Regions from separate parts of the Mus musculus genome. Here region 2 is linked to region 1. The links are chromatin loops, found by intact Hi-C in ENCODE. Cell type or tissue: heart. All regions are shown on one strand.

The links. Peaks named below come from ENCODE experiments on the same cell type or tissue, not always from the same donor. Only the 100,000 strongest peaks of a DNase experiment are listed, where the experiment ranks them.
Region 2: a loop joins it to region 1, with 6 times the contacts of the local background. A loop is called at or near these places in 11 of 42 quality-filtered maps.

Annotation. Positions count from the first base shown.
Region 1 is chr3:90,705,025-90,713,024 of GRCm38, reverse strand. No RefSeq gene overlaps it. Among named protein-coding and RNA genes, the nearest start is that of S100a9, 13 kb to the right of the region's middle. In heart, a CTCF peak has its summit at 4,255 (motif pointing right); a DNase peak (open chromatin) is centred at 2,774.
Region 2 is chr3:90,486,846-90,494,845 of GRCm38, reverse strand. It overlaps Ilf2 (interleukin enhancer binding factor 2), which reads right to left. Exons shown (of 14, transcript NM_026374.3): 11 at 7,934-7,995; 12 at 7,749-7,863; 13 at 7,529-7,619; 14 at 6,467-7,387. The coding sequence ends at 7,227. It overlaps Snapin (SNAP-associated protein), which reads left to right and starts at 3,833. Exons shown (of 4, transcript NM_133854.3): 1 at 3,833-4,014; 2 at 4,252-4,298; 3 at 4,574-4,692; 4 at 5,253-6,820. The coding sequence starts at 3,872. The coding sequence ends at 5,354. In heart, CTCF peaks have their summits at 3,361 (motif pointing left) and 3,716 (motif pointing left); DNase peaks (open chromatin) are centred at 3,345 and 3,805; H3K4me3 peaks cover 1,165 bases; H3K27ac peaks cover 878 bases.

The sequences.
Region 1 (8,000 bases):
CTGAAGAAAGAAATCAAAGAAGACCTCAGAAGATGGAAAGATCTCTCATGTTCATAGATCAGCAGGATTAACATAGTAAAAATGGCCATCTTACCAAAAGCATTCTACAGATTCAATGCAATCCCCAAAATTCCAACTTAGAGATAGAAAGAGCAATTCTCAAATTCATCTTGAATAACAAAAAACTCAGAATAGCATAAACTATTCTCAACAATAAGAGAATGTTTGGGAGAATCACTATCCCTGGCCTCAAGCTGTACTACAGAGCAGTAGTGATTTTAAAAAAAAAAAAAAAAGGGGGGGGGGGGTATTGGTACAGAAAATATAATTGAAGACCCAGGATTAAACCCACACACCTGATCTTTGGCAAAGAAGGCAAAACTATCCAGTGGGGAAAAAAAGACAGCATTTTCAACAACTGGTGCTGGTTCAAGTGTCAGTCGGCATGTAGAAGAATGCAAATTGATCCATTATTGTCTCCAAAGATAAGAGACAAAGGTCAAGTCCAAGAGGATGAAAGACCTCCTTATAAAACCAGATACATTGAATCTAGCAGAAGAGAAAGTAGGGAAGAGCTTCGAACACCTTGGCACAGGGGAAATTTTCCTAAACAATACCAATGGCTCAGGATCTAAGATCAACTATTGACAAATGAGATCTCATAAAAGTGAAAAGCTTCTGTAAGGCAAAGAACACTGTCAACAGGACAAAATGGCAACCTACAGATTGGGAAAAGATGTTTACCGACCCTACATCTAATAGAGGGCTAACATCCAATATATAGAAGAACTCAAGAAGTTAGATTCTGAAGAATCAAATAACCCTATTAAAATTGGGGTACAGAGCTAAACAAAAATATTCTCAATTGAGGAATCTCACATGGCTGAGAAGCACCTAAAGAAATGTTCAACATCCTTAGTCACAGGGAAATGCAAATCAAAACAACCCTAAGATTCCACCTCACACCAATCAGAATGGCTAAGATCAAAATCTCAGGTGACAGCACATGCTGGTGAGGATGTGGAGAAAGAGGAACACTCCTCCATTGCTGGTAGGATTTCAAGCTGGTACAACCACTCTGGAAATCAGTCTGGTGGTTACTCAAAAAATTGGACATAGTACTACCTGAGGACCCAGCTATACCACTCCTGGGCATGGGGGAGAGGGGAGAGGTACAGAAGGTCAGGAAATTGAATGGAGGTATGTAGCAATGGGGGATGGGGAACTGGGGTTAGCCATGAGAAAGCCCCAGATTCCAAGGAAGCAAGACATTCCCAGGACCCAAAGTGGATGACATTAGCTAAAATACCCAACAAAGGGGAGGTAGAACCTGTAGAGACCATATCCAGTGGTTAGGCATGGCCCTCATTGAAGGATGGGGTCATCCACCCATTTCAAAAATTTTAACCCAGAATTGCTCCGGTCTGAAGGAAATGCAGGGACAAAGAGTGGAGCAGAGACTGCCCCACCTAGGTATCCATCCCATCTGCAGACACCAAACCCAAACACTATTGCTGATACTAAGAAATGCTTGCTGACAGGAGCTTGGTATATCTGTCCCCTGAGAGGCTCTGCCAGAGCCTGACCAATATAGATGCAGATGCTTGCAGCCAACCATCGGACTGAGCACAAGGACCCCAATGGAGGAATTAGGGGAAGGACTGAAGGAGTTGAAGGGGTTTGCAACCCCATAGGAAGAACAACAATATCAATCAACTATATCCCCCAGCGCTCCCAGGGACTAAACCACAACTAAAGAGTACACATGGAGGGACCCATGGCTCCAGCTGCGTGTGTAACAGGATTGACTTATCTGGCATCAATGGGAGGGGAGGCCCTTGGTCCTGTGGAGCTCAATGCCCCTGCGTAGGGGAATGCCAGTGAGCTGAGGTGGGAGTGGTTGGGAGAGGGGAGCTCCCTCATAGGCGCAGGAGGGAGGGGAGGGGGATAGGAGTTTGCAGAGGGGAAACCGGGAAGGGGGATAACGTTTGAAATGTAAATAAATAAAATAACGAATAAAAAATAAATTTTAATTTAAAAAAAAGGAAAACTAAAAGAAATGAAATTTGGAGAAAAAAACTCAGGGACTGGACAGGGGAGTAACTGGAAGGGAAGGAATAAGGGGCGCATTTGATGGAAACACCTGTGCACACTTGAATACTAAATAAAATATTAAGTTGTAAAAAGAATTATCCTCAAACTTCTCCTACCTTGAATTTTTAAAAAGGACTCACTTCCTTTTTTAACTTTTTACTGATATTTCTTGAGTTTCAAATCATGCGCCCCAATCCCACTCATCTCCCTCTTCCTTTGTATACACCCTCTGCACTCGCAACTTCCCCCTGAAGAGAAAATAAAAAACAAACATTTTAAAAAATAAACAAAACAAAACATAGAATACATCTCATGGTAGAAGCTGTAGTATGCCATATGGTATTCCCTTTGTCCACACATCTTTCCTTGCAAATGTGCATTGCAATGTCATTGCAACGCCTCTCGCTTTTGCTACACTATCAAAACTGAATCCTCACAAGGACTCCTTTCAGATATCCTGTATTTTCCCTGTGTCAGGAGATCCTGCAGCTTTTATTCTGCAGGACTGGCCCCTTCACGTGCTCCAGCAGTTCATAAATGAGGTAGATGTTGGGGTGGGCCAACTCAAAGCCCTGGATCTGGACCTGCTTGTTAGCTGAGTTGGTTAGCCTGCCTGCTCTTCCACACTTGCACCACCAGGGCGAGCTCTTCAGCACTGCTCCAGCTAACTCACCCAATGTTGCAGCCAGCAGGGGGCAGTGTGAGCTCTCTTTCTCTCATGCTCTTGAGAGCCACCAGAATCAGCTCTACTGTGCTGCTGGTCGAGGTGCAGGGCTCATTCTCCAAGCGTTTCAGCCGTTGAGAGGCTGGGCTAGCTCTCCAGTTCTCACATCCTCCGGGCTGGCTTACCCAACTGCCTCAGGTGGTAAGGGAGAAGGAGGGCATCTTCCCCGCACCCACACAACCTCACAACAGATGAGAAGCAGGGCCACGTATCCTGCACTGTGCTGCCCAAGAGAATTGAAGCTCTCAAGCATTGTAGCTAGTAAGGGGCAGGACCAGCTCTCCTGCTCTTATGACCCTGGTGCCAAACTACCGCAGGTGGCAAAGGGTGAGTGGGGAAGAGTAGCACCCCCATGCCCACACCACCTCACTGCAGGTGACTGGCAGGGGCCAGCTCTCCCCTGTCACACCCTCAGGACTAGCTCACCCAGATTCCTACCTCCATAGCCAGCTCTATTATGCTGCCCAGACGCAGTGCAGAGCCTGTAGTGGTCACTTCTTTGGGAAAACACCAAATGGCCAATAGGAGGCTATGCAGCTTCCGCAGATTTAGCAGCAGACTTGAGACCCACGTTCATGCTTGAGAACACAGGGCTCATGGAGGTAAAGCCAAAGGCAAGGAATGGATTTCCATCACCAACTGAGCTGCCTGGTTAAGGACATGAAGATCAAGACCCTGGGAGGTGATCCACCTGTTCTTCCTGACCATCAGGGAATCTGAGATTATTGACTTTTTCCTGGGCACATCCCTAAAGGCTGAAGTTCTAAAGATCGTGTTGGTGTGGGAGCAGACTCAGGCTGACCAATCAACCAGATTCAAGGCTCTGACTGCAACTGGAGACTACAATGGTCACTTTGGTCTTGGTGCTAAATCCTCCAAAGAAGTAGCCATTGCCATCAGAGGGACCATCATCTTGGCCATCATCCCAGGGCAGAGAAGTTACTGAGGGAATAGGGTTGACGAACACTACACTGTTCCATTCGAGGTGACCGGTAGCTGTGGCTTGTGATGGCACATCTCATCCTTTCCCTAAGAGGCACTGGCATCATCTCTACTCCTGTGCCCAAGAAGTTGCTGCTGAACACCAGTATTGATGACTGTTCCACATCATCCAGGGGCTTCACTACCACCCTAGGCAACTTTGCCAAAGCCATCTTCAGTGCCATCTTCCAAGACCTACAGCAACTTAACCCTACCCCCACCCCCAACCTCTGCACAGAGGCTGTGTTCACCAAGTCTCCTTATCGGGAATTCATTGACCATCTTGTGAAAATCCACCACAGAGACTCCCTTAAAAGAACCCAGTCTCCAACTGTGGCTACCACATACAGGAGCATATACAACAAAAATAAAGTAAATTAATTAAGGCTAAAAAAATTAAATGTAAAATTTTTAAAATTAGAGTCCAAAAGACTGCCGAAGCTGTCATGACATAGACAGGCCATAAGGTGGCAGCATATGCATTCTGATAATCCTGATGTCACCTTCTACCCAACAGGAATCTCCCTCACAGTCTAATCCCTCGTCTTCCCTGATGTGTCCTGTGTTGCACAACTTCTTAATTGTAGAAAATAACCTTCTAAAATACATTCTATCAAAACCAACACAGTCTTCGTTGTGTTTAGCCAATGTTTATCTGTCTCCTGCAGGCAAAACTTATCTAGTGATGAGTTAGCAGGTTAATAATGCAGTAAGGGAGACAGACCGAAAAAGCCAATAATTATAATGTCCACAGTGTGCTGATTGGAAAAGCCTGTTATTTTCTACAAAGGGTTGTAGACTTCAAGGAGATGCCTGAGGTGGAGCCAGGCAACAGGAAGCTCCTGAGATATAACACCTCCAAGTCTTGGGATAAGGTCTGGAGTTTCAGTGGGAAGTGAAATGAAGGCAACAGTTTATTCAGCAACATCCAGGGGAGGTGGAAGGACTGGAGAACTGTAGCCAGGGACAAGAAAGGGACAAGCAGCTTTCTCAGCTTGGAATGTCAAGTTTCCTGGCAATCAGAGATTCTGAGCAGAGATGCCCAGGTAGGAATGAGAGAAATGTGCAGACTTAACAAAGCTTATGAATGAGAGTTCAGAAGCCAGGTAGCTGAAGAGCCCTTGCATGGATATGGGAGTAGCCCAAAGTGCAGGCAGGGCTGAAGGTGGCCTTCAGGGTGGCTAATCATCAAGACTTTGTGTGGACCCAGAGATTGCAGAATAGTCTATAGTTCCTTACCTACCACCTGGGAGCTCTTTGGATTTGAACTTCCTGGCACCCTTGTCTCAAACTGTTCATTCTGGGTCAGTGTACAATAGGATGTCTCTCAGGAGCTATCTGTGGCTACCTACAGACAGGCAGGGTGGTGTTGGGCCTGAAGGGCAACTTTGGTGAGGGGGATACTAACTTCCTCTACAGAAGAAAACAATAAGTAAACCAGAAGTCACCAAAGGCCCTGGAGCACCCCCCCCCCAAGTCCTTCTGGACTACATCCAATCTGCCCACACGGCTAGAACTCCCATTTCCTTCTCCAGGGTCTAGAACAGGGAGTTTCCCTGACCCTCCTATCCATGCCTTCTCCCCAACCAGCTATATGTAGCCCAGACTCCATAGCCAGTATTCTGATCTAGTTTGACCTCCACTATCTATGCCACAACTGATCTCTAGAATTCTGCTAGGACCTGCCTTACCTATTTTCCTATGCCCAAGCTCTTCCCATGCTACATCAAACCCTTCCACCCATCCAGATCTACGCCAGCACCCCAGACTTGGACTTAGTAGGTACATCCTGTACACCAGTCATCTGTCCACCTAACTTCATTTCATCCGAGCCATTTCCAACCTCTTGGTTCAACCTGTCCAAATATCATCTCTTCTGCCCCAACCTGATCTGTCCATATTAGACTTAGAACTAACAAAAGAAGTCTATGTATCCAGATCTTGCCAAGTCCAGCATGGCCTTGGTGGGGACATATTGACATGGTTCCTGCCCTGGGACAGGTCCAGCAGACATAGGCCTCCAAGAGTGTCGATTGCTGCTGTGGGTATAAAGTTTATTTGTATAATGTACATATTTTACATTCCTCCTTTAAGGAACATCCTCCCTGTTAATGACTCTTTGATAATTAGATAACATGGAGTCCGGGAGGCAAAGGTATGGGTAATGAATCAGCAAAATGGTAAACACTGGGACCTTCAGGACAGCCCTCAAGACTGGGGAAGAAATCTAAACACAAAAATGTATGATTTCTCAAATATGCAGGAAACCCAACTTAAGTTTACTTGGTTTATGTTTACAAAAACAGACAAATTCCTAAGTTCAGGAATTTGAGGAGCCTGTGACAGAGCAAGGTTAGGCCCAGGTGTGGTAGAAATGGTACTTTCAGGTCAGGGTCCCACCCAACCAGCTTAGCATCTATGCTTCACAGAGGCAGGCAGGTCTCTCTGAATTCTTTTGCAATGTTAAAAGAAAATGTGTGCTTACTGTATCCTAAGAATTAAGGGGCTGGGTTCACAGGATGTTGAATCATAGGGCAATCAAAAGGGAATCTGGAATAAATAACTGAAGTGATATGTAAAGAGAAAACTAGACTTTGGTCTGCATGCAATGAGCTAGCAGAAAGCAATAGCAGCTCTTCTTTAGAACTTTCTCTGTTGAGAGCCGAGCTGTCTGGAGATCTGCAGAGAGCTTAAAACAGCTCTTCAAGAATTTTTTGACTTGGTTGGAAGATCCAATGATTTTTTTTTACAGCAGCTTTTCTGACTTTGGTCAGAAAATCCATGAGCTATCCAGATAGCTTTTAGAATTTTTACTAGCAGAGAGAGCTGTCTCAACCAGAAAGTTTTGAGAATAGCAAGAAAAAGCCGTCTAGAGCAGAGCAGAACACACAGAGAGAAAGTAGTCTGGAAAGCCACCTCAGCAGAACCTAGGCTGCAAGCTTGAACCCATGGTTTGACTTCGAGTCATTTGTTTTCACTGCTCCCAGACACCCCTTCTCTCAGATCCCCTCTCCACGCTAAGGGTGGTCATTGGCAAAATCTGATTACAAAAATACCAACAATGTGAAACATCAAGGTAGCATCCTCTCTCCAGCATCTACTAGTCCTGTAGAAATGTTTACCAATGAGAATTACCTACATGTATGCCAAGACACAGAATTTTTTTTAAATAATCATAATCTTCATCAAAGAATTCAAGAAGTTTAAAGAAGAAAGGAAGAAAGAGCTCAGTGGAATTGAGAAAGAGCCTAGGGAGAATGAGAACCTGAGTGATGCCCAAGAAGACACAAATATGAAGCAGAGGGGGGTGATAAGCACAGGCAGGACTTAAGAATGATAAGATGAGAACTCAAGCTGAAATAAAGATGGAAAATCTTAATAACTCAACCAGAAAACTCAAAGGAAAACTTTCTAAGTCTAATGAATCAGGCAGAAGATAAAATATCAGGACTCAAAAATAAAGTAGAGGACCTAGACGAAATAAGCAAGGAATATAAAGAAAAAATTAAACACAGGGAAAGAAACATATAGGAAATGCAGGATGCCATGAAAAAACAAATCTTCAAACTACAGCTGAAGAATCCCAAGTCAGTGTCATAGATCAAAATCTTCAACAAGCTCATAGAAGACCTCTTTCCCAAACTAAGGAAAAGCACATCGTACAGATACAGGAAGCCAACAGAACACCAAATAGACACCACCAGAAAAGTAAATCCCATGATGTATCATAGTTAAAGCATTAAGTATACATAACAAGGTGTATCAAAAGCTGCAAGAAAAAAGAAGTCATGTATAAAGGAAAACCCATCAGAATGGCAGCTGATTTCCCAATGGAAATTTTGAAAGCCAAAAGAACCTGGGACAATGCATTCTAAGCCCTAAGAGATTATGACAGCCAGTATAGTAATATACCCAGCAAAACTCTCTGCCTATAGTAATATACCCAGCAAAACTCTCTGCCATGAGAAAGGAAAAAGAAAACCTTCTCACATTATAAACTGCCTTTCAAAAATTTATATCCAACAAATCAACCCTAAAGAAAATATAGGAAACACTATTTTGGGCTGAAGAGAGGACTGAGCATAGCAGAAAAACTGAGGAAAGAAATACAAAGCCATTATTATTTAAAAGTGAAGTCTACTGAGAACACAAACAACAAAATTAAAAACCAGCATCCCAATGACAACAATTAACAAAAACT
Region 2 (8,000 bases), 220 kb after region 1:
TAAAGGTGTGAGCCACCATGCCCTGCCCCTTTTCATACTTTTTAAACATTTTGATACATTTTTCTCTAAGAAAACTAAATAGTCCAGATGTTACCTGCAGGCCTCAAGTGCACCACTATGAGGTCAAGGCCCACTAGGTCTACAAAGAAAGTTCCAAGACAGCCAGGGGCGAACAATGAAACCTTGTCTCAAATGAAGGATACCCTCACAATGCTATATTAACCCTTTTTGTCTACTCAGTAAAAATAGAGCTGGGGCTCTTGAAATGTTTCCTTTGCCATCTGACAGAAAAGGCTGGAGAAACTTTCAGGAGACAGTGCTGCTTTCTGGCTCTGGTGGCTTCTCCATGTTTAAGATTCCGGGATGCAGAACTGGCAGTGTCATCCAGTGTCCAAGCTGTTTTATAGCAGCATACTGAGTGGGCCACCTGCCATAAACTGCTTTAGCAAGACCTCTAGCACAGTCAACAAACAGGAGCACAGCGATTTCTCTGCTATTCAGTGAACTTGATCAATGCCCTTTTCAACAATATCTGGACCTCGGACTGGTGATACAATAGGACTTTGAATCTCCAGTGGCTGTGGCAGCTCTGAATATCTGCTTTCCCTCTGTGTGCTTCATCTCTCTTGAGTTCCAGGCCAGCCCAGGCTTCACAGACCCTGCCTCAAAAACAGGATATAATAAAAGTGCATAAGACAGTTTACCTCTTGTATCTAGGTATACAGTTCAGTAGCAGCAAATGCATGATCATGTACCTTCCCAGGCCGGGACTCTTACCCACTATGCAATTGTATTCTCCACTCCTCCCAATCCAGTCCTGCTTTTGGTGTTTGCCAGTGCTGAGAATCAGGTAACCTGGAGCCTCAGGCATGCTGTGCAAGTGTCCTCACACAGCCACAACTTCAGCCCTGTCCTGCATTTTTATCTCCATGAATTTGACCATTCATATAAATGAAACCATATATTTGTTCTTTGGAGGCTGGGTTATTTTGTGTAGCAAAAACATCCTTCCATCCCATAATCAGCCTCTAAACACTGACACCATTGCATACGCCAGCAAGATTTTGCTGAAAGGACCCTTATATAGCTGTCTCTTGTGAGGCTATGCCAGTGCCTGGCAAACACATAAGTGGATGCTCACAGTCGGCTATTGGATGGAACACAGGGCCCCCAATGGAGGAGCTAGAGAAAGTACCCAAGGAGCTAAAGGGATCTGCAACCCTATAGGTGGAACAACATTATGAACTAACCAGTACCCTAGCCATCCCTGTCCTAGTCTATATCTGGGTTTCACTCTTAAATCCATTTATCTTTAAGGCATATACAATTTTGTGCATATTTGATGCCATTAAGAATATTCTTGGGTGAGAAAAAGCTAAAGAGATGGTTCAGTGATTTAAGAGTACTTACTGCTCTTGCAGAGGTCTCCAGATGGGTTCCCATATCAGGAAGCTCCTGTTAACTCCAGCTCTAGGGAATCCAACACTCCTGTCTTCAAAGCCCCAGGGGATTTTTTGTCTCTGAGCACTCTCACACGCAGGCACACACACACCTGCACCTAGTTTTCAAGTAGTGATTTTTACAGCAATCTGTCAGAGAGCTGAAGCAATGGCTTAGGACATGATGCTTTTTCAGAGACCTGGTTTGGTTCCATGTACCCTTGTCAGCAGCTTACAACTGCCTGTAACCAACTCCTCTGATCTCCCTAGGAACCTAATATGTACATACCTTTCCTCACACCTGCATATACACACCAAAAAACAAAACAAAGCAAAAAGGTAGAGCCAGCAAAATGGCTCTGAAAGTTAAGGGGCCTACTGCCAAACCTGAAGGTTCAATGCTGGGGACCCACATGATGGAAGGAGAGAATTGACCTCTCACAAATTGTTCTCTGACCTCTACCCATATGCCATGGCAAAGGTTTCCACACACACATGAACACACACAAAATAAAACTGAAAAACAAATCAAAAACAACTTTAGAAGCTAAAGCTGGTATAAGCCTGAACCTGAGGCAGGAGGATCACATACATAGTCAAGGCCTGTGTGTACTACAAAGCAAATTCAAGTCCAATCTGGCAATTTAGTGAAACCTTATCTCAAAAAGTGAGGTGGGGGTAGAGGGAAGGTACAGTAGGACTATAGCTCAGCAGAACATTTGTCTAGCAATCACAAGGCCCTGGTTTCAAGCCCCCCTCAAAAATTTCAGCAAAACAAAAAACCCTTAACTTTAAATCCTGTCATGGTGGCACAGACCTGTAACTCCAGCACTTGAAAGACTTAAAACAGAGCTTGTACACTATGCCCCTCCTTAGAATTGGGAACAAAACACCCATGGAAGGAGTTACAGAGACAAAGTTTGGAGCTGAGATGAAAGGTTGGACCATGTAGAGACTGCCATATCCAGGGATCCACCCCATAATCAGCATCCAAACGCTGACACCATTGCATACACTAGCAAGATTTTATCGAAAGGACCCAGATGTAGCTGTCTCTTGTGAGACTATGCCGGGGCCTAGCAAACACAGAAGTGGATGCTCACAGTCAGCTAATGGATAGATCACAGGGCTCCCAATGGAGGAGCTAGAGAAAGTAGCCAAGGAGCTAAAGGGATCTGCAACCCTATAGGTGGAACAACATTATGAACTAACCAGTACCCCGGAGCTCTTGACTCTAGCTGCATATGTATCAAAAGATGGCCTAGTCGGCCATCACTGGAAAGAGAGGCCCATTGGACAAACAAACTTTATATGCCCCAGTACAGGGGAACGCCAGGGCCAAAAAGGGGGAGTGGGTGGGTAGGGGAGTGGGGGTGGGTGGCTATGGGGGACTTTTGGTATAGCATTGGAAATGTAAATGAGCTAAATACCTAATAAAAAATGGAAAAAAAAAAACAGAGCTTGTGAGCTCAAGGCTAGCCTTGGTAACACGGCAGGACTTTCTCTAACAAAAATAGCAAATCTTTAGAAATAAAACTCGAGGGCAGTGGTGGGATACACCTTTAATCCCAGCACTGGAGTTCAAGGGCAGCCAGAGTGAGTTCCAGGACAGCCAGGGCCACACAAAGAAATCCTGTCTGCAAGAAAGAGGGAGAGGGAGATAGATGGGGAGAGGGCAAAAAAAAAAAAAAAAAAAAAAAAAGAGGGAGTGGGAGAGAGGAAGAGAGAGAAAAGAAAGAACCCTTAACATGAATATTACATGGCTTTCTCATCAATTCCCATGGAGAAGGCTATGGACAATAGCACTTAGATGGCTCAGCGGTTAGGAGTACTAACTGCTCCTGAGTTCAAAACACAGCAACCTTCAAATCCCAACAACCACATGGTGGCTCACAACCAGCTGTAATGAGATCTGATGCCCTCTTCTGGCGAGTCTGAAGACAGCTACAATGTACTTACATATGATAAATCTTTTTTAAAAAGGAAAGAAGGAAGAGGAAGAAGAGGAAGAAGAAGTAGAAGAGGAGGAGGAGGAGGAAAGAGAGAGAGAAAGGAAAGAAAGAAAGGAAGGAAGGAAGGAAGGAAGGAAGAAAGAAAAGAAAGAAAGAAAGAAAGAAAGAAAGAAAGAAAGAAAGAAAGAAAGAAAGAAAGAAAGAAAGAAAGAAAGAAAGAAAGAAAGAAAGAAAAGATCAGCCTGGTTTACATAGTTACAGGGCAATCTATCTCCAGAAGTCTAGATCCGCCCCCTACAGGCCCATGGAAGAAGAGGCTCTGGTCCCGGCCCGCTTGCCGGGGCTCACTGAGGACTCCATTTCCCAGCTATCCCACTGCCGTCTGGGCTGTATATCTAAGCGCCCTCTCGCGGTGCACAGCGGCGGTCTGGAGTTCCCGGCGACCCTCGCGGCAGGCTGAGGGCGTCAGGGCAGTTCGCGATGGCCGCGGCTGGTTCCGCTGCTGTGTCAGGGGCCGGGACCCCAGTGGCGGGGCCCACAGGCCGCGACCTCTTTGCCGAGGGGCTCCTGGAGTTCCTGCGACCCGCGGTGCAGCAGCTCGACTCTCACGTGCACGCGGTCAGGTGCAGGACCGGGTTGCTGGGGGCGGGGCCTAGGGAACTGGCTTTGTAGGGGCGGGGCCCCGAAGAAATACTAGATACATTCTTGAGACACTGATGTTGAGACTGGGTAAATAGGCGGAAGGGCCTGGGTGAGGCCTTGAAGTTGAGGTTGGCTTGTCTCAGTATTTGGGGAATAAGTAGAATTCGTTTCCCGCGTCCCAGTCACTGACCGTTGTAGACTTTTGTACCACTTTGCAGAGAAAGCCAAGTAGAGCTCCGGGAACAAATTGACAACCTAGCTACAGGTGAGTGAGCAGCCAGGATACCTAGAATCCCTGATCTCACTTTCGGGAACTTTGTTTCCCCAGGTTTTAGGCTAAGTTTCTGTCACTTGCTTCTCAATATCAGAACTACCCAAGGACTCCAATTTCTGGGGATATTTTAGGACAGAATGGAAGAAGGGAAGGTGTCTGTGGCCCACACAAGACTGCAAGAGTATTTTTCATCCCATTCCTCTCTTCCATTCCCTAAGAACAAAAAATGAGCCATTAGATGTTGGTTGCCCATTTCCTCTTCCCAGAACTGTGCCGGATCAATGAGGATCAGAAAGTGGCCCTGGATCTGGACCCCTATGTTAAGAAGCTGCTTAATGCCAGGCGACGAGTTGTCTTGGTCAACAATATTTTACAGAATGCACAGGTAAAATAATAAAATAGTAATAATAATAATAATCCCAGCAGTGCATGGTGGTACATGCTGTAGTTTCAGCATTTGGTAGGCTAAGGCAAGAAGGATGGCTTGAACTTTGAGCAGAGCCTGGACTATCAAATCAGCTAGGGCTACATAGCATGACCCTCTTTCAAAAAAATTTCTTCTTGTTTATCCTGCTTTATGTCTTCAACACTGTGAAGCAACTATGGGGGAAAAGAGTGGTGTTAACTAATCTGATAATAAAGGCCCATATTCCCCTCACCCCATTACTAGGCCTCAAACTAGACAAGTGCCAATTCTTAACTTCTAATTCTTAACTTCTAGTGGCTGTCATTTACAAGTCCATTTTAACGTAAAGGGCTGGCTTGAAAAGAGCCAAAGCCAGCTGGACATATAAGCAGGCAAATTTCTGAGTTTGAGGCCATCCTGGTCTACAGAGCAAGTTCCAGGGCTACACAGAGAAAAAACAGTCTGGGGACAGGGGCAGAGGGGACTCAGTTAAAACCTTTTACAGCAGTCATTAGATTCCCCATCTTCCTGTCTTACAGGAACGACTAAGGCGGTTAAACCACAGCGTGGCCAAGGAAACAGCTCGCAGGAGAGCTATGCTGGATTCAGGAGTTTACCCTCCTGGTTCTCCAAGCAAATAAGCACGGGCCCGTGACCTGAGTATACAAGTACAATTCTCCAACGGCTTTGTCTGGTAGACACGAGAAGATTCCAGGAAAGTCTCTGTAGACCTTTGATTTTTTTTGCACTATGTACTCATTCATGTAGCCGCCTCAAGAAACATGCGTACGGCAGGACTATTTCCTAAAGAACCTCCATCACAGCTTGTCCATCCAAGAAAGAGCCTCTACCTTTTGGGTTTTGTTAATCTTGAGACAAGATCTCAGTATGTAGTCCCGGCTGGCCTCAAACATGTCCTCTTGCCTTAGCCTCCTGAATGCTGGGATTATAATAGGCATGTGTCAGAGTGCCGGGCTCAAGCCTCTATATATTTCCCCCAAAGAATACTAAGTAAATTAGGCATCGTGTGGTAGAAAATTGAGAAAACACCAGATTTAGTGAGAAAGTATACTCCTATTTCTCCCCCTCTGCTTCACCACAGTTCCTCTCAGAAGGTAATAACCTTTCCAGGATCATCTTACACTCTATAATGTTTAGGTTAACTCCTATTAACAAGTTTCGCAACTGTTGCCTTCATTGCTACCCAAGGAGAGCATGCCAGATAGCGAGGATCCAAGGTCAAGGCAGAGCCTTGACAGCTAAGAGTCCTAAGCTTTTGCGATTTTTTTTTTTGTTTAGACTACATATTTTAAGGGCTAGAGGGATGGCTCAATGGTTAAGAACACTGGTGATTCTTCCAGATGGCGTCCAGTGCTTAGCGCCCACATGGTGACTCACAGCAGCCTCTAACTCCAGCTCCAGGGGAACCCAATGCCCTTGTCTGGCCTTTTGGCCCAGCACACACACACATATGATGCAGATATATATGCAGGCAAAACAACCATCCTCATAAAATAAAATTTAAAAGTTACATATTTAAGCGCCATCCTTTCCAGGCTTAGCCAGCCAGTGTTAACCATCCTGTTACTCCTATTACTGGGGCTGGGCAGTTTCCTTTACCTGTAACTCCACTTTGTTTACAACTGAGGACTTAGGTAAAGTCAAGGTAAATAATTTATCCTCTTGGCCACCCTGGCTTGACTATGTTAATATTAAGTATTGCTCAACATTATTAAATAAATGCTTGTACTGGTTATTTTAACAAAAAAATTTATTTTATTATGGTTTCAAAGGGTTCAGGACATGGTCACACTGATGCATATTTTGGGGCCTATTTTGAGACATGAGAATGTGAGGTGATCAAGCTTCCAAGAGAAGGGAATGCTGGACTCTGCCATTTATCCCTTTATTCTGTCCATGCACTGAGCTCATAAGATGCTTTCACCCCACATTTAGGGTTAATCCTTTGCAGAAATTTCAGGTTATTTTAGGCCAAGCTGAAGAAATTAGCCATCACAATGGTATCCTAGGAATCTATTACTTTCAATTTATATAATTTAAAACAGCAATCTCAATGTTTATAATAAAAGACTCAACTTGAATTCTACTGAGGTTATAGAAGCCAAATGTAGTTGCTACATATTGAAGAAAAATAAAACCAAAAGCCCTAGTAGGAAGTACTTTAATCATTTTTCTTAGAAAAAAAAAAAAAAATTCCCAGATACTCAATGACCGTTTACAGCATTTCAACACAAAGTACTTGGTTGGGAGTGGTTAGGTTTAAATATTGGGAATGTGTGGCATTCTGCTTCCTCACAGACGGACAGAGGGCATACGCAGTCACAAATGGGAGACTTCTAGCTGCTTGGCCACTATCGAAACAGTAGCGTTTTTTTCTTTTCAGTTTGTTTCCCTTCCTGCTGTCTCCCTATGCCACAGAAATGCCGCCATCTAAAGCCCCATGGTGGCTGGCTTAGCCTCTCTTCCCTTGGGGAGAAACAGTAAAGGGAAGGTCACTCCTGAGTCTCCATGCTTTCTTCTTCTTCTCCTTGAGGTGGTTCTTCTGTGTTCTCCTCCTCTTCCTCCCCCTCCTTCTTCTCAGGTGGCTTCTCATAAGCCTTTTCTGAGGGTGTCACAATCACTCCATCCCAGGTAGATATTTCAGAAGCAAGATCTAGAAGAAACAGGGATAAAACCCACTTCATACAAATATCCCAGTAAACAAGATAAGCTATATTCATTAATATTAGACCACCTTTAGATACGGCTTCTCTATAGTTCAGAACCCCTGAACCACACCACAGAGATAACTTACAGCTGGCATCCCCCTCCTGGCCAAGGATCTTCCTAAAGCCTCCATGGGAGAGAATTCGAACCAGAGTCTGAGCTGTGTAGCAGACCATATCCTGAAGAACAAGGAGAGGGAAATGAGCCAAAATAAATAGACTATACATGACTAACATCCGTGTGAAACAGGTCCCCTGGTCCTTGGCCTTCTGGCCAGAACCCCACTCATTTCGTGGTTGTCTTAATACCTGTTGTTCTAGGGTCATAACTGTGTGTACCCTGAAGTTGCCACTCTCACACGGGTCAGTGATGCCCACTGACCCAGGCAAGAACAGTCCTGCAGCCAGAATCTGCAAGCAGCGCCTGAAACACAAAGACACTTAGAAAGCAAACAAAACAGCTTAGAACCGAAACCCAGAGAAGTGTGTTATACCTGTAAGCCACATTCAGGGCCAAAGGCTGTCTGGTGGGGTTGTTCATTACAGCATAGTGCCCCTGGA